Linked DNA regions of Homo sapiens: regions 1 and 3 are each linked to region 2. A link is an interaction called in ENCODE POLR2A ChIA-PET data of the cell type or tissue named here. Cell type or tissue: OCI-LY7. All regions are shown on one strand. Each heading gives the region's core, and the rest is flanking DNA. Links, peaks and the distances in the headings are about the cores only.

The links. ChIA-PET counts read pairs that join two places held together with the same protein. Peaks named below come from ENCODE experiments on the same cell type or tissue, not always from the same donor. Only the 100,000 strongest peaks of a DNase experiment are listed, where the experiment ranks them.
Region 1: POLR2A ChIA-PET joins it to region 2 with 6 read pairs; 2 of 35 experiments call an interaction of 5 or more read pairs at or near these places.
Region 3: POLR2A ChIA-PET joins it to region 2 with 6 read pairs; 3 of 35 experiments call an interaction of 5 or more read pairs at or near these places.

The regions. Positions count from the first base shown.
Region 1 is chr2:224,345,565-224,351,486 of GRCh38, reverse strand. No RefSeq gene overlaps it. Among named protein-coding and RNA genes, the nearest start is that of FAM124B, 54 kb to the left of the region's middle. In OCI-LY7, for the core only: no CTCF peak of the experiment used is centred there; no DNase peak of the experiment used is centred there.
Region 2 is chr2:224,700,027-224,705,948 of GRCh38, reverse strand. It overlaps CCDC195 (coiled-coil domain containing 195), which reads left to right. Exons shown (of 3, transcript NM_001395236.1): 3 at 2,062-2,185. The coding sequence ends at 2,185. All of the region lies in intron 2 of LOC105373910 (a long non-coding RNA gene), which reads right to left. Among named protein-coding and RNA genes, the nearest start is that of CCDC195, 13 kb to the left of the region's middle. In OCI-LY7, for the core only: no CTCF peak of the experiment used is centred there; a DNase peak (open chromatin) is centred at 3,058.
Region 3 is chr2:224,558,915-224,564,836 of GRCh38, reverse strand. The region is part of intron 1 of CUL3 (cullin 3); the gene reads left to right. Among named protein-coding and RNA genes, the nearest start is that of CUL3, 23 kb to the left of the region's middle. In OCI-LY7, for the core only: no CTCF peak of the experiment used is centred there; a DNase peak (open chromatin) is centred at 3,376; H3K4me3 peaks cover 1,225 bases; H3K27ac peaks cover 1,637 bases.

The DNA of each region.
Region 1 (5,922 bases), core at 936-4,935, 350 kb after region 2:
CCCCAGGCTCTCCAGACTAACGGGTGCTTGTGATTTCCAAGTAAAAGTCAGGGTTTTAGTGTTATTGAGGGAGGAGTTTGTGCTTAAATAAGATTACTCAGGTTCTAATCCAGGTTTGCCAAAATTAAAATTTGATTTTATTAAGTAAAAATTTGGCTTTATTAAAATGTATAACTTTAATAAATTATAAATTTAGAAACCCAGTTCTTCCTTAAGCTTTGAAAATTAAATTATGAATCTTGTCATCTATTTATAACTCTAGCAAGTTTCAAAAATCACTTTTAAGGGTGCTTTTTATAACCTAATAAAATTCCCTTAAACATTTAAACTGTGTTTATAAATGTAATGTATTTTATTTTCTTTGAAATACTTTAAATGCCTGATTAACGCACAAATCTTCTCAAATCTTAGTCTGATAAATCAGATGCATTAAAACTGTACATATGGAGAATCTTAACTTCTCTTCAATGTTTTTATGCCTTTTATGACCTTAGTCAATTTCTCTTATTCCTTTCATTTTAAAGATTCAAGCCTAAATTAATTACTCAAATGCCCTTTTACATTGGAATGACTAGACTAATCTGTTAAGTAAGCAAATTCTCTTAAGCATTAACAGTGTTTATACTACTCAATGTGCACAGATTGTTTTTACTTCTATACTTAATGAGGCTGCATACAACCAGCAGTCTTGGTTGGGGCATAGATCTGGAGTAACATAATGGGAGGGTATTTTTTGCACCATTCACAGGGACAAATAGAACCTTTTTTCATGGCCATTAAGCCAAGAGGGACTTCAAGTCCATGCCTCTCAAATGGAGTGGTCTTAAAGGCCTCTTAAAATTATACATTATCTAATTCTGAAATCAGATTTGATCTCAACACTTGGTTGGGTTCAACTCAACCAACAATTAACTCATTAATTCTAATTCTGAATTCTTTTCATATCCCTCCTATTTCGTAAGACCAGGACTCTAATAATTTTGTAAACAAATTTCACTGGATTCTCTACATCTCTAAAGGCTCGGTCAGGCTTTGCAATCACAAATCCAAAGTCATACTAAAGACTAACACTCCGTTGCATAAAAAGCCACTTTCCAGGCATAGCTCCCAGTTCTAGGTGAGAGAACTCACTTGGTTTTATTTGTGTCATGGGCTCATTTCTGAAATAATCTCTATATTCTTGGCTATGAAATATTTGGAATGGCCTATCTCAGGAAAAAGTCTTTCTCTTCTTCATGATGGCATTGGGAAAAAAACACATATTTAACATGCACTTTTATATTTAACTAAACATAATTACATATAAATATATGTGTGTATATCCTGTAGATAGTTATAAAGGGCATAAACTCATGACACAAAGATATGTATCTATTCTGTTTTTAAGGGACAGATGTTGAATTTTATCAAATGCCTTTCAAAAATAATAAAAATGGTCATATTAATTTTTTATAATTTATTAAAGTGGTAAGTTATATGAAATTTCCTAAGGTGAAACTTCCATTCCTAATATGAATACCACCAGGTCATCATGTATTATTGCTTTCAAGTGCTGATAGAATCGTCCGACTAATATTTCATTACATTAACATTCAGAATTGAAATTGCACTGTAATTTCCTTTTGCATTGACTCTCTGTGTCACGTTTTGGTATCATATGTAACTTCAACTTTTAAAAAGGACCGTTTTCTCTCTACTCTATGCTCTGAAACAATTTAAAAAACACTGAAATCTGTTCCTTAAAATGTTGACAGAACTATTTTTCTCCCTCATTCTCTCTCTGTCTTCTCTTGCAATTTTCACTATGTTCTCTATCATAATTTGTTTAGAAGTCTTGTCTTTTCTGCAGCCTCTTTTGGTAATCCATATTTTCTGAGAAGATTATTAAGTAAGCAAACTCTCTTAAGCATTCACAGTGTTTACATTACTGTCATTTGCTTGAAGTTGAGTGAAGTCATTTGCTTAGATTTGAGTAAAAAGTGTTTTACAGTTTAAAAAAAAGATGTCCTTGAGTTAGGCTATTTCTCTATCCTCATTCTCATTTTATTTATGTGTACTTTCTACCCTTTTCTCTTGATTAGATTAAATCAGAGTTCCTCAATCTTGGCAGAACTGACATATTGGGCCAAATAATTCTTTGTTGCAGGGTACTGTCCTGGCATCATAGGGTGTTTAGCAGTGTCTTTCATTTCTACCCCAGATGCCAGTGGCAACCTCTTCCCCACCCCTGTGACAACCAAAAATATCTCCAGACACTGCCCAATGGCCCCTGGGGTGGGGTCTGGGCAAAATCACCCATGTTGAGAACCAATTGACCAGGTAATGATTTACTTGTGTGTGTGTGTGTGGTTTTTTTTTTTTTTTTTGGAGATGGAGTCTCGCTCTGTCGCCTGCCTCAGCCTCCCGAGTAGCTGGGACAACAGGCACATGCCACCACGCCCGGCTAATTTTTTGTACTTTTAGTAGAGATGGGTTTCCACCGTGTTAGCCAGGATGGTCTCGATCTCCTGACCTCATGATCCACCTGCCTTGGCCTCCCAAAGTGTCAGGATTACAGGCGTGAGCCACTGTGTCCGGCCCGTGTGTGTGTGTGTTTTAAATTTTCATTTTGTTTTCGAAGAACCAGCTCTTGGATTTATTTTTATTCCGTTATTTTTCACTCTCCTGATTTGTTTATTTTTCCTTTTATCTTTTTTTATTTTTTTCAGGCCTTCTATGGATCCATTTTCTTTGTGTTTGTGTTTGTCTAAATGCCTGGGTTGGAGCCTCATTTATTTATTACCATTCTTACCTGTCCCCTGTGGTGTCAAGAGAGATGCAGGGGGCTTCTGCATCCCCTGACCCATAAAGATCTTTCTGTATCATACAAGAGGTCACTGACTTGTCCCACGAATGTTTCCGCACTTCGCAGAAGCTTATGGTTTGCCAGCTCTTCCCGAGGTTCCCAGCTCTTTCCATCATATAATCCATCATAGAGTCCCAAATCCAAATTGTGTAATTGTGTTGGGTCTGATTTAGGACAACCACATTGTTGGCTGGTAATTTTCTTTCTCTTTTTTATTCTACAGATGGGCTCTCACTAAGTTGCTCAGGCTGGTCTCAAACTCCTGGGCTCAAGCGATTCTGACACCTCAGCCCTCCCAGTAGCTGGGACTATAGACGCAATCCACTGCGCCTAGCTGGTTGGCTGGTAATTTTCAATATGTGCACTTTGCAGAAAAGTGACTTGCAGTGTCACTTGCTTAGGTCAGATCACAGATCATCACCCTGTTCTTTATTTTTACCAACTAAATAGTACGACCATTAGTTGTACCATTAGTTGAAGTATTATTTCTAATAATAGAAAAAAGCAAACAACAGATCCTAATTAATGATTTGAAATGATGCTTTTCTTTCCACAGAGGTCTTTCATGACTGATGAGTTCCACCAGCCTGGAGGCCCCGTGTTTCTAATTGTTGGAGGTGAAAGCACTGCTGAGAGAGCTTGGCTGTCCAGGAGAGTTCCCTGATGGAGAATGCTAAGAAACTGGGGGGCCCTCTGCTTCTTTGTGGAACACAGATTTTACAGAAAAAGCAGGCCAACCTTGTACGTTTATGAGTTTTTGTACTCCTTCTTTAAATGAAATAACGCTGACTGTTCATGTTCTTAAACATAATCTCACGTTCAAAGTCTAAACTTGAAAAGACATTTACAGTGTCAGTGTCAAAATTCTCTCCTATTAGCACTGAAAGGACTTGAAATGAATGAAATTTAAACTCTGAAAATAACCCACCACTCAGAGGCAGTAGTGACCATTTTATTAAAAACTGTTTGTCATAGTTAAGTGTAATGTCAAAGTTTTGACTCACAGCAACACAGGAGCAGGATAAAGAGTCTAGTTGTTCAGGATTTTACTCTTCCATTCTGGTATTTTTGTGTATTGTATAGTGGGAAAATTTGATTTTTAAAAGAACTTACTTATAATTAATATCATTAAATAAAATCAAACAAAACCAATTATAAAGGGCTTCTAAAAGTTGTAAATATATCAAACTTTAGTGCACTGTCTTTAAATCTCATTTTAACAAGAAAGCATGCATTGCTTTTCATAACCTCAAGAATGCTATTAATGTCAGTAAAATGGTATCTTTATTGTATGAGTCACAATTCTTGGGACAGTTTAGCAGTGAAAAACTATTAATAATTTATGTTAATAGTATAGGTCTCTTTGTAGCTTCAAAAAGAATGAGATTTTGGAATTCTAAGTCACTAACTTTTGAATGATATGGTAATGTCCAGTAATCTCACTAGTTCTACATTTTTCCTTAGAAACTTTGATTTGTGTATGGCTGTGGGTGTTACTGGAATTTTGATAGTCTATAGAAAGTTTCAACAGTAGATATTCTATATTATTCTGGAACAAACTTGTATTGACCAAATTTACAACTTGTATGGATAAGGTCAGAAACAACAGCTGATTCAAACTGTTCATCTAATGAATCTGGAAAATATCTAAGGGATACAGTAGATGGTTTGGGGTGGAGGTGATCTTGAAACTATTAAAAAGAATATCAAAATTCCAATAACACACACACACACAAATCAAAGTTCCTAAGGAAAAAGGTTGAACTAATGAAATTATTGGACTGTTACCACATCATTAAAAAGTGAGGGACTTAGAATTCCAAAATCACATTCTTTATTTGATGAGGCAACACTTACAAGCCCTGAGATGTTTACAGCACTCTTTCCTTCCTCATTTGCTGTAGACAATCCTTTATGTTCCAGGTCCCTTCCTCTCTCATGCCAGCCCTTCCCTCCAATACCCAAAGAGGAGAACTTCATGTTATCTGGGAAAGAGATTAGGTTGATCCAAATAAAGAACAAATTCTGTGGAGAGAGGGGGAAAAACATCCTTGAGTTGGGGCCAAGGAACAAGCATGAGGATTTGCCTTCTGCCATGAGTAAAAGCACCCTGAGGCCTCCCCAGAAGCAGATGCTGCCAGGCTTCCTGTCCAGTCGGCCAAACTGTGAGCCAATTAAGCCTCTTTTTAAAAAAAATAAATTATGCAGTCTCAGGTATTTCTTTGTAGCAATGCAACAACAGCCAAATACAGAAAGTTGGTACCACAAAGTGAGGCATTGCTGTAAAAATACAATGAAATGTGAAAGCAACTTTGGAACTGGGTAATGGGCAGTGGTTGGAAGAATTTGGAGGGCTCAGAAGAAGACAGGAAGAAGAAGGAAAGTTTGGAACTTCCTAGAGACTTGTTGAATAGTTTTGACCAAAATACTGATAGAGATATGGACAGTGAAGTCCATGCCGAGGAGGTCTCAGATGGAGATGAAGAACTTATTAGAAACTATAGTAAAGGTCACTTTTGTTATGCCTTAGCACACAACTTGGCTGTGTTGTGCTCCTACACTAGGAATCTGTGGAACTTTGAATTTGAGAGTGATGGTTTAGGGTATCCGGTGGAAGAAATTTCTAAGCAACAAAGTGTTCAATGTATGGTCTGGCTGCTACTAACAGCATATGCTCATATGTGTGAGCAAAGAAATGATCTAAAACTGACATATTTCAAAGGGAAGCGGAGCATAAAAGTTTGGAAAAGTGGCACTCTGGCCATGCAGCAGAAAAGAAAAGCCCATTTTCAAGGGAGGAATTCAATAAGGTTGCAGAAATTTACATAATTAAAAAGGAACCAAGTGCTAATAGCCAAGACAGCAGAGAAAAGGCCTTGAAGGCTTTTCAGAGACCTTCATGGCAGCCCCTCCCATCACAGGCCTGGACGCCTAGGAGGGAAAAATGGTTTCATGGGCCAGGCCCAGGACCCTGACTGTGCAGCCTTGGGACACAGCTCCCTGCATCCCTGCCACTCCAGCTCCAGCTGTGGCTCAAAGGGGCCAGGTACAGCTTGGGCTGCTCCAGAGGGTGCAAG
Region 2 (5,922 bases), core at 785-4,784:
GTATGGGAACCTAACCAACATTTATGAGGTATTATTTTTCTAAAGTAAAATGTTTTCCAACTTCCAAGCTGCCAACTAATGAACTATTTAGAATACAACCCATTTCTAATGTAAAAGTTAATTTGAAAGATTGAGCCAATTGCAAGGTTGTATTAAAGGAAGAAAGCCAGTATTGGCTTAAAATCAACAACTGGATTGGCATGAAATCCACTAGAACTATTGAGTAGGAATTGAGCATTTTTTTTATTGTAGTCCTTTTTAAATGTGTCTTTTATATTCTCAGGAATTAACTAGTAAAGTAAAATGTCATTATATTATTCCTCTGATTATTTGGGAAATTAATTTCCTCACTAATAGCTTTCAAAGCATTTTACAAATATTTATCAAGAACCAATTTGTTTGCACTGACTTTTGAATCATATCAGACATCATAACCAATTTGCTTGTGAACTTTTCCATTATTATACCACGAAAATATTTTACAAAATAATGCCAATGTCAATATTTCTAAGAATCAAAGCTTTCCAGAAACTAAAAACAGGATTTTAATTTTTTCTTAATTTTGACAGAGAAATTCAATCTTTTCTTCCTGTGTTTTAGAAAAACAAATTTCAGTTGACAAGCTTAGGGACAAGGGCCCATATAAACAGTTAAAATTAGAAATGCTATGTTATTCAGTTTACTGATAGGGTAAACCAGATTCATTACAATAAATATATTCTCTCCTTTTCCAAATCCAGAAAGAAGTTTAAGGAGGCAGCTTCCAGAATCAGATGGCCAAAATTCCACCTCCATCATCATTTACAAACAATGTGGCCTTGGAGAAAGTTACTAGATTGTCCTGTGTCACAGTTTACTCTTCTGTAAAAAGGGAATCTTAAAGGCAGATACCTCATAGTTTTTGTGAAGAGTAAATGAGGTGGTTGAGTGACCGCTCACCAAGTGGCAGTGGTTGTTATTATTTTATTGATTCCAGTGCTTGGAAGCACTGGCCTGCCTACCTCCCAAAAGAGGGTGCAGCTGGCCTGGCTGGGAATGGTGGCTCATGCCTGAAATCCCAGCATTTCGGGAGGTCAAGGCAGGCAGATCACTTGAAGTCAAGAGTTCAAGACGAGCCTGGCCAACATGGCGAAAACTCGTCTCTACTAAAAACACAAAAATTAGCCAGCATGGTGACGTGCACCTGTAATCCCAGCTACTGGGGAGGCTGAGGCAGAAGAATAGCTTGAACCTGGGAAGAGGAGGTTGCACTGAGCTGAGATCATGCCACTGCATTCCAGCCTGGGCGACAGAATGAGACTCTGTCTCAAAAAAAAAAAAAGAAAAAAAAAAAAAAAAGAAAAGAAAAGAAAAAAAAAAGGTGCAGCTGTGTTTTCTGAGACGCAGGCCACCAAATGTCATTCAGTGAAATTACAGCCTTATCTACCCTCTTTGTTCCCACAAAAGAGAACAAAAATGAAGAAAAGGCAGTCATTTTAAACACTGTTTAGATTTATTCCTAAGAGCAGTTTCTCCTGGTTAATGTCTAAATTCTATGTAATATTTTAGAGGTAAAAGGAGAAGTAGGCAAAATGAAAAGATATAATCCCTCAGATAGCATGGGGCTATTGCTCTTACCCCCTTTACTCTTCAGGCATGATGTGTATTCAGTTAATTCACAGTCAAAAGGAGCAGATTTATCTGGACTATAAAATAATTGCCTCAAGTTTCTGCTTCATTTCATGAGCTGAAGATTTGACGCAAGAGACTTTTGCCTAAGAATGAGATATTCTTCCACTTTGAACATCAAACTAATAATCATTCCTCAGCCATATAGTCTCTCCCTCAGTAGTTTTAAGTTTTTGTTTTATCCACACTATTCCTTGGGTTTAATGAAAAGGTCATTCCAATATATATCCTTACATCATTGTTGAACAACTTAACAAAAAATATCATGATATATTTTTAAGTGAACTTTTAACACTGTAGGTAGTATCTGGTGATTGGGGGGAAAAATCATCAATGTTCTATATAAAGTCTCACTAAAAAGTCTTTTTCTTCCCTTTATTTTGCTTCCTGTAGGGACAAGACAAAGGCAGTCAGTTTCCTGTTACCCATGGACATGTCTTCATATTCCAAAAATTCAAGTTCTTTGAAACACTCACCAAATCAGGCCACAAACCAGCTAAGTATCATTGCAGAATAGGATATGTGAAGTGATTAAATGTAAGAAACAGTTGATTCTCAAGAGATGGCAGCACCAAGGTCTAGCTGGGTCAGTGTCTTTCCCTATAAAGAAGTCTGGCAAGATGTCCAGTAAGACACACAAAATATTTGGTATTGGGTCCATAGACCTGTTTGGCCAAGGAGTGGAAGCAATTATTTTTTGTCATTGCTGAGCACTAATGACTGGTATGTGTGCAGTGGCTATTGTAGACTATATGACATGTGAGTAATTAAATGTGATTATATGCTAAGTGTCAGTGTCTGTACTATGCCATCAAGAAATGCTTCTGTTCACTTTCCAGATGAAGCTAGAACAAGCCTAGAAAAAAAGTTCTGGTTTTGATTAGTGGCATAAAAGCAACTATCCTTTGTTTTCTGTGACATAAGTGTGATTCTCCTTTTAGTTCACTGTGTGTTGATATTTCACTGACACTAGCTCATTTGTTCTTTAAGAGCCTGTGTCACAGGCGTGTGAGCTCAAACACAGCAACATCCATAGTTTACATTGTGGACTCAGAGCAATTGTGAGCTGACTAAGGGCAAGCACACTAAACCTGATTGGAAGGAGAGAAAAAATGGTTCTGCTCATCACTACTCAAGGAATGGAAGTTCTCACAACTCCCCCAATTCCTGAACTTCTAGTTAACAGAATAGCTCCTCTTCCTGTTTATAGCAATTGAGTTTCTGATACAAATACCCTTCTTAAACAAAGATCGTATTGTATTAGAATATCCAGATTATTAAAATGCAGATTCCTGGGCCTCACCCCAGACCTATTAGATTGATTGGGGGAGCTGGGGAAGGCAGAAAGAAGAAGTGAAATTCACGTTTTAAATGAGCTTTCCAAGGTGACTCCCGCCATACAGCTGTGCTTGTGATCTACTGTTGTAAATACCAAGAAACATGGTCCAGGACCCTCTGATCCTGCACCAAGTAGAAGCAGTGAAGCAAAGAAAGGATAGGAATGGTTCATACCATTTCTAAGAATAAATTGTAATAGTCACAGGCTTCTAGAAAAGACAGAAATAAAGCAACCAACACCCTGTGGTAAAAGTCATGTAATAAAATTAAATGCTTCTTTTATTTATGGCATTCATTGAATATTAACAAGATTCCTAACATTATAACAGATATACAATAGGGCAAGGTTACAACTGGAGGGGAAAGATGCAAACTGGATGTGAAAATACACTCCTCTGGGAATAAAGACCCACACTGAGTAGATAATTAAGCTATTACCCATGAGATAGTTGGCATTTTTAGTTTATGCACAATTATATTCTTTGCATATCTATAAAATTGGGAATTTCACCTTAACCTCAGTTAAAAAGAAACATTCCCCAAACAGTAAAACTTTTTTAAAGCAATACATGACAACTATGCAAGTTGTAATGTCGTAACTGGCCAAGCTAATATGACAAATATCCCCAACACTAAGCTCAATGAGTATGTAACTGACATTTGATCCATGTTCGATGAGCTGAACAGTTACATGAATCTATCAGTTTCCAGTAAAAAAAACCACCACACTATAAAATGTTAAGCTTTAAAATTAAATCATTTAACATAGGATTAAAGAAATAGGCCAGGTGCGGTGGCTCACGCCTGTAATCCCAGAACTTTGGGAGACCGAGGCAGGTGGATCATGAGGTCAGGAGATCAAGACCATCCTGGCTAACACGGTGAAACCCCGTCTCTACTAAAAACACAAAAAATTAGCCAGGCGTGGTGGCGTGCGCCTGTAGTCCCAGCTACTCAGGAGGCTGAGGCAGGAGAATGGCATGAACCCGGGAGGCGGAGCTTGCAGTGAGCTGAGATCACGCCACTGCACTCCAGCCTGGGTGACACAGCAAGACTCTGTCTCAAAAAAAAAAAAAAAAGAAAGAAAAAGAAACAACGCTCTATCTCTGTTCCCCGGCTGGATATAGTGCTTAATAATAAGCCCTTGGAGCATATTTTTAAACATAATGAATTACAAAGAACATGAAATGCATCTTGGTCATGCTCTGATCAACTAGTTATGTTTGTCTTCTTCTACGCCCAAAACTTCCACTGGTATGTATGAAACTAAGTCAGGAACTCAAATGCCTAGCAGTGACAGGAAAGTAACAACAATGAGTGAAGATTCTGGAGAGCAGACATGTATATGCTCCATCTAAGAAGAGCCACTGTTACCCACCTTCATAGTGCCATATGGCAAAGCAGACATAGTATTGCCATATGGCCTATTTTTCAAGATACATTAATATCTGGGTTTTTATGCAAAATTTCCTGATTCATAAATATTGGCAATGTGCTCAGTTTTTTAAACACTGTGAAAACCAAACACAATGTATCTAGGGGCCAGATCTAGCCCCTAGCACAAGGGTCCCCAACATTTTTGGCACCAGGGACCAGTTTCATGGAAGACAATTTTTCTATGGATGGCGGAGACAGGCAGAGGGGTTGGTTTGGGGATGAAATTGTTCCATCTCAGATCATCAGACATTAGATTCTCATAAGGAGCATGCAGCCTAGATCCCTTACATTTGCACTTCCAGTGGTCCTATGAGAATCTAATGCTGCTGCTGATCTGACAGGAGGCGGAGCTTAGGCAGTAATGTTCACTCACCTGCTGCTCACCTCCTGCTGTGCAGTCAGGTTCCTAAAAGGCCACGGACCAGTACCAGTCAGTGGCCTAGAGGTTGGGGACCCCTGCCCTAAGATACCAGATTTTGATCTCTGACTTAAACGCAATTTCCTAAACATAGAGATCCAGAACAAGAAAGGGGATGTGGAAAGTTACACTTTGGAAAATGAAAAAGGGAAGAGGAAGTCTGAGGATGGGAAAAGAGAATAAGAGGGTCGTATAAGAAGTGACATCTACGTGGATAAAAAGGCTAAAGTTCCACATCTTCACGAAAATGTAGCCTAACCCAGAGTCAAGACATATTTGCCACAGAACTAAAACATAATGTTAGAAAGTATGAGCATATTTTGTTTTAAAACTTTTTTCAAAATATATTTTTGTCTACTTTATGGTTTTCACTTGTACAGTTATCTTGCAAGGAAAACAATACATAAACAAAAACAATCACTCTGGCAGATTTTTCTTCTTCTTCTTTTTTTTTTTTTTTTTGAGACAGTCTCACGCTATCACCCAGACTGGAGTGCAGTGGCACAATCTCAGCTCACTGCAACCTCCGCCTCCCAGGTTCAAGTGATTCTCCTGCCTCAGCCTCCCAAGTAGCTGGGGTTACAGGTGCCCACTACCACACCCAGCTAATTTTTGTATTTTTAGTGGGGTTTTGCCATGTTGGCCAGGCTAGTTTAGAACTCCTGACCTCAGGTGAACCACCGACCTCGGCCTCCCAAAGTGCTGGGATTACCGGCATGAGCCACCATGCCCAGCTGATTTTTCTTCCTTTTGATGGGGAAAGGAGATTCCAAAATCAAAAAATCATAAAATATTCCTGCAAAATTCTAGTTCCAGGCCATAATTTCATAGACTAAGAATAGCTCACGGTGGTTGTGCCACTAACTTGACATGGTTAGTTTGTAGCACAGCCAAAACTGGAGCTTATATTTCCTGATTCCTTCTGTAAGAGTTCCATGCTGTCCCCTAAATGTATGACACTAAGTGAGTTATCAAATTTAAATGTTTGTAATTTGAGGCATTCTCAAAAGTGAAGATGATCTCAATGTTCTCAGTGTTTGGGGTGGTTGTATTCGTTTGTT
Region 3 (5,922 bases), core at 936-4,935, 140 kb after region 2:
GTTGTCAGGGATTTTTGACATGATAAGTTTGATCTGTGTCTGGAGCTTTTGATTGGAGATGTGTAGCAGGTGGTTGAAACAAGAGTTTTAGACTTTGTGGGGAAGATCTGGGCAGGCAGTATAGATTTGGGAGCCACTAATGTAAATGCCAGTACAGAAGTCCCCACCCCATCCACAGGGAATCTGTTTATTCCAAGACCCCCAGTGGATACTTGAAACCATATAGCCCTGAGCCCTATATGTACTGTTTTTTCCTATGACGTTTAATTTACAATTTAGAAACAATAAGAGATTAGCAACAACAATAATAAAGTAAAACAATTATAACTATATTGTAATAAAAGAACATGAATGTGGTCTCTCAAAATATCTTGTACTGTACTTAACCCTTGTGATGGTATGAGATGATACACTGCCTATGTGATGAGATGAAGTAAGGTGAATGATAGTGGCCATACTTCTGTAGTTTTGAGTTGCGACAGCAAAACTAGTGCAGATTCTTTTTCCTTCTCCACAGTTTCGTGGATAGAAGAAGATGTGTTCTTTTCTTTTCTGAGACAGAGTCTTGCTCTGTTGCCCAGGCTGGAGTACAGTGCCACAATGTCAGCTCAGTGCAGCCTCCACCTGGGTTCAAGTGATTCTTGTGCCCTAGCCTCCCAAGTAGCTGAGATTACAGGTGTGTGCCACTGCACTCATCTAATTTTTATATTTTTAGTAGAGATGGAGTTTCATCATGTTGGCCAGGCTGGTCTTGAACTTGTGGCCTCAAGTGAACTGTCCACCTGGGCCTCCCAAAGTGCTGGGATTACAGGTGTGAGCCACCACCCTGGCGAGAAGATTTATTCTTAACATAGATCTTAGCAATCTCAGCATACCTTTTTTTTTCCTTATTAAGTAGAGAACTTTCACCTTTTCACTTAAAGGAAGCACTTTATTGCTTCTCTTTGGCATTTCTGAATTGTCAGCATCACTACTTTTGTGGTTTGGGGACAGTATTAAGTAAGATAAACATTGCCTGGACATAAGCATTGTGATTTTGATCTGATAAACCAGATGGCTGTTAAGTTACCAAGTTTTTAATGGGTGTGGGGTGTGTAACATAGTGTGGAAATGCTGGACAAAGATGTAATTCAGGATTCACATCCTGAGTGGGATGGCATGAGATTTCATCATACTACATAAAATGGCATGCAATTTAAAGTTTATGAATTGATATTTCTGGAATTTTTTATTTAATATTTTCAGGCAGTGGTTGGTTGCTAGTAACTTAAACCAAGGAAGGTGAAACTGTAGATAGGAGGACTGTTGTAGTTTATCTTCTTTAAGATATGGACAAACTTAGGAAATCTGATAGAAATTAGGGACCTACTCTCCAGAAAAGAAGTGCACACACAGTATACTTGGAAAGTTTTGTTTATTGTTTTAGGAACCTCTGGAATCCCTCTTAAGTTTTAGAACCCTGCATGTACGGATAATAGATGTAACCATGACAATGAATGAAAATACATAGAGACCCAGTAGAGAGTGACAAGAGCCAAGGACAGAGTTCTCAGGGTGAAAATGATTTAAATGGCTCTGGAAAAGTAGTATACAAGAGATGTAGGGGAATAATGTTTTCTAAAAGAAAGCTACGTTATACTGAGGTGCATTTATCATAGTGTTATTCTTAAGGTGCCTTTGTTTTAGCTCATATCTGTATATTTGCTAAGCTTGAAAAAGCTATATTTCTTTCTGACATTTATTTGATGACTGTCGATGAGCGTTCAAGAGATTCTATCATTGGGCACTTTCCTTTGTTGATGCATGAGGGATTATACTGTGCTCTGGGCTGTGTTAAATCTACTGACGTTCTCATTTAATCTTCATGACAGCCCTTTGAGATAGATGCTGTTATTGAACCCAGGACTTAATTTTCTCAAGGTCACATGGCTTGTGAGTAACAAAGCTGTGGCACAAACCTAAGGCTGTCTGACAGCAAAACCCATGTTCTCTACCAGTATACTAACTATGTTTACCAAGATAATCAGTGACTGTGATGTTACTTTACCATATTAGCACAATGGAATGTGACATTAGTCCACTGATTTGGACTAGGTTTTGGGATATATAAGTTCTAATCCCAGCTCTATGATTTTGGGTAAGTCATTTAATCTCTCTGGGTCTATTTTTCATTGTCGTCGTCTTTTTTTTTTTTTTTTTGAGACAAAGTCTTGCTCTGTTGCCTAGGCTGGAGTGGGCTGGCGCGATCTCGCCTTACTTCAGCCTCTACCTCCCGGGTTCAAGCGATTTTCCTGCCTTAGCTTCCCCTGTAGCTGGGATTACAGGCACGCACCACCACATCCGGCTATTTTTTGTATTTTTAGTAGGGATGGGGTTTCACCATGTTGGCTAGGCTGGTCTCGAACTCCCAACCTCAAGTGATCTGTCCACCTTGGCTTCCCAAAGTGGTGGGATTACAGGCGGGAGCCACTGTGCCTGGCTCTTCTTCTCATTTGTTAGAAAAATTTTTAACCTTAGCTATCACCAGAAGGAACATTTTTTCCTGCAGCCCCATCTTTTATCTATCAATAAGGCATTAATTTAAAAAGAAAAAAAAAACGCACTACATACAACCTTGTGTAGTAAAACAGCTCTTGATGTATATATGTGAAAATGGTTATGTTATAATAATGTGAGAGTACTTTTACAATGTTTGAAGCCTCTTGGTTTTATAGTTTTAAAATTCTTCAGCTTCTAGTAGAAAAATTTAGTAATTTACTCTGGGTAGAGACATTTTAATACTTTTTCTGGCTTTCAGAGGATCTTAGGTTATAGAGCCTGTAAAGATGATTTGATGTTTTGCTCAGCTATTAGCAGTATAGGTATCTTTGAGGCTTATAGTTGACATTAACTTTTCTCTTTTTTGAAATTGTTCTGAGTATTTTGCTTTATCTATTTGTTACTCAATGTCAAGAGATAGTGTCTTAGTTTGCTTTATTAGAACCTCAGCATATGTAGTCAACAAACTAAAACCACATTGCACGTACGTAGCTATGGTATTTGAGGCCATCATTATTACATGGCCTTGAATCTTCTGTTTGTGAAAAGTTAGCCGCATCAGTACATTTTATATGGATGACATCCTATCAGGATATCTGATTAAAAAGAGGTAGCAGTATAGGTGTAGGGGTAAATTCTTTTACAGTCATTTGATAAAAGTCTCTGACAGACTTAGGTCTTGGATAGGATTTCGGTAAAAGAAAAGAAATTGTTCTGTTAAAGTTCCTTCTCAAGCTCTTCAGAAAAGATCAGAATAACAAGATTCAGTTTGAGTCATTTGCTTAAGGATCGTCTTGATTGAGAGTTGAGCTGGTATTTTACTGCCAGGGTGACTAAAATAACTATTTTGCCTACTCCTTCCTCTTTTCACATTCATACACATCAGACGTGACTTGGAGAGGATTCCACTAACTCAGTAATTTTTATCCAGTTCAGATCAGAAGTTTGTGTGAAGCTGATCAATGTTGCTTAGGTTGTAAATGCAGAACTTGGAGATTTTATGTGGCATTTACAAAGGGGTCATTAGTCATATATTAGCAGAAAATCAGTCACCGAAGTATGAATCCTTGTTATGTGCCATATACTGTTTTAGAGGCTGAGGAATTTGGCAGTGAAAAAAAGATCCCTGCCTTCATGAAGCTGACATTTGGTTGTAGAGAGGGAGACCAGGAAAATAATGAAGAATGTGGGTTGGAGTTGGGGATCAGTAGTGAGGTGAGGCTGTTACTGTAAATAAGGTGGGCATTTAAAACTTCACTGTAAGATGACAGTTGAGTAGAGGTTTGAGCCATGCAGGAAACTGAGGGAAGAACATTTCAGACAGAAAGAATAGCAAATACGAAGACACTGAAATCAGCTTGTTTGATGTATGCCAGGGAGTGCATGGAGCAGAGCGAACAAAAGGAAAAAATGGATGAAGTTGAGAGATTATCAGATCGAATAAAGCTTATAGAACATTGTAAGGACTTTGACTTCAACTCCAGGGGAAATGAGAACTCATTTGAGAGTTGTGAGCAAATGAGTGACATGATTTGATTTATGCTTTTACATGGTCACCCTGGTTGCCTGATGATAGCAGGCCAGGAGTGGAGATGGAGACCAGTTGGAGGTGGTGGTGGTTTTACCAGGATAGTAGCAGTGGAAGTGGTGAGAAAGAGTTGAATTCTGGGGATACATTTTGAAGTTAGAGACAACAGCATTTTCTGTTGGAGTAGTAGTGGGGTCAGAGAGTAGTTAATTATGATCACAAGCATTTTGGCCGGAGCAGCTGGAAGGATGGAGTGGACATTTGTTCAGCTGGAAAAGACTTCAGGGGAAACCAACTGAGGGAAAAGATGAGGAGTTCTGTTTCAGGCTTGGTAAGTTTGAGATGCCTACTACGCATTAAAGTGGAAACATTGAGTAGGTAGCTGGATATATGACTCTGGCATGTACAGAGGGGGCCAGAGAATGTATCAATTTTAAGATTGATTTAAAACCATGAGAATAGATCAACTCCACCTAGAAAATGAGTGTGACTAAAAAAAAACAAAAAACAAAAACTGAGTGTGGCTAGATAAGAAATCGAGAACTTGAGCTTTAGGATTGGAGGTTTAGGTGATAATTAAGAGCCAGTAAAACAGATGAATAGGAGACAGAAGTAGAAGAAAAACAAGAGATTGTAGTGCTTGGAAGTTAAGTGAGGAATTTGTTTCTTTTTTTTCTTCTTCTTTTTTGAGACAGGGTCTTGCTCTGTCATCCAGGCTGGTGTGTAGTGGCGCAGTCTCCACTCACTGCAGCCTCGACCTCCCGGGCTCAAGCGATCCTCCCGCCTCAGCCCCACTAAGGAGCTGGGACTACAGGTGCATGCCACCATGCCCGACTAATTTTTGTATTTTTAGTAGAGATGGGTTTTTGCCATATTGCCCAACCTGGTCTTGAAACCCTGGACTCAAGTGATCCTCCCGCTTTGACTTTCCAAAGTGCTGGGATTATGGGTGTGAGGCACCATGCCTTGCCAAATTTGTTTCAAGGAGTAGGAGTGATCAGCTCTTTCAAATGCTGCTGGATAGGTAAGTAAGAGGAGAACTGAGACTTTGCCCATTAGATTTTGGCAATATAGAAGTCACTGGTGGCCTTCTCAAGAGTAGTTGCAGTGAAATGGTAGAGATGAAAGCCCTACTGGAGTAGATTCAAGATATAATGGAAAGATGGAACTTGGAGACAGTGCATGTACAATCTCCTCTTCTTGCCTGTGATTTTGCCATAAATGGAAAGAGAGATTAGATGGTGCTGAAGGAATATATGGGTTTGTGAGGATTTGTTTTTGACATAGGAAACTGACATTTTTTTTTTTTTTTTTTTTTGAGACACAATCTTGCTCTGTCACCTAGGCTGGAGTGCAGTGTTGTGATCTTGGATCCCTGCAAACTCTGCCTCCGGGCTCAAGTGATTCTCCTCCCTCAGCCTCCCGGGTAGCTGGGACTATAGGCATGCGCCACCACGCTCAGCTAATTCTTAAAAAATTTTTTTGTAGAGACAGGGTCTCACTGTATTGCCCAGGCTGGTCTCAAACTCCTAAGCTCCAGTGATCCTTCTGCCTCAGTCTCCCAAAATGCTAGGTAGGATTACAGGCATGAGCCAGTCCATGTGGTGAAACTGACAGTTTTCAGTATGAATGGAAATTATCTACCAGAGGAAAAATTTTGATGATGCTTAGATGTGTGATTACTAAGGGGAGGAGTTTTCTTTCTTTTTTTTTTTGAGACAGAGTCTTGCTCTGTTGCCCAGGCTGGAGTGCAGTGGCGGGATCTTGGCTCACTGCAAGCTCTGCCTCCCGGGCTCACACCATTCTCCTGCCACAGCCTCCCAAGTAGCTGGGACTACAGGCGCCCACCACCACGC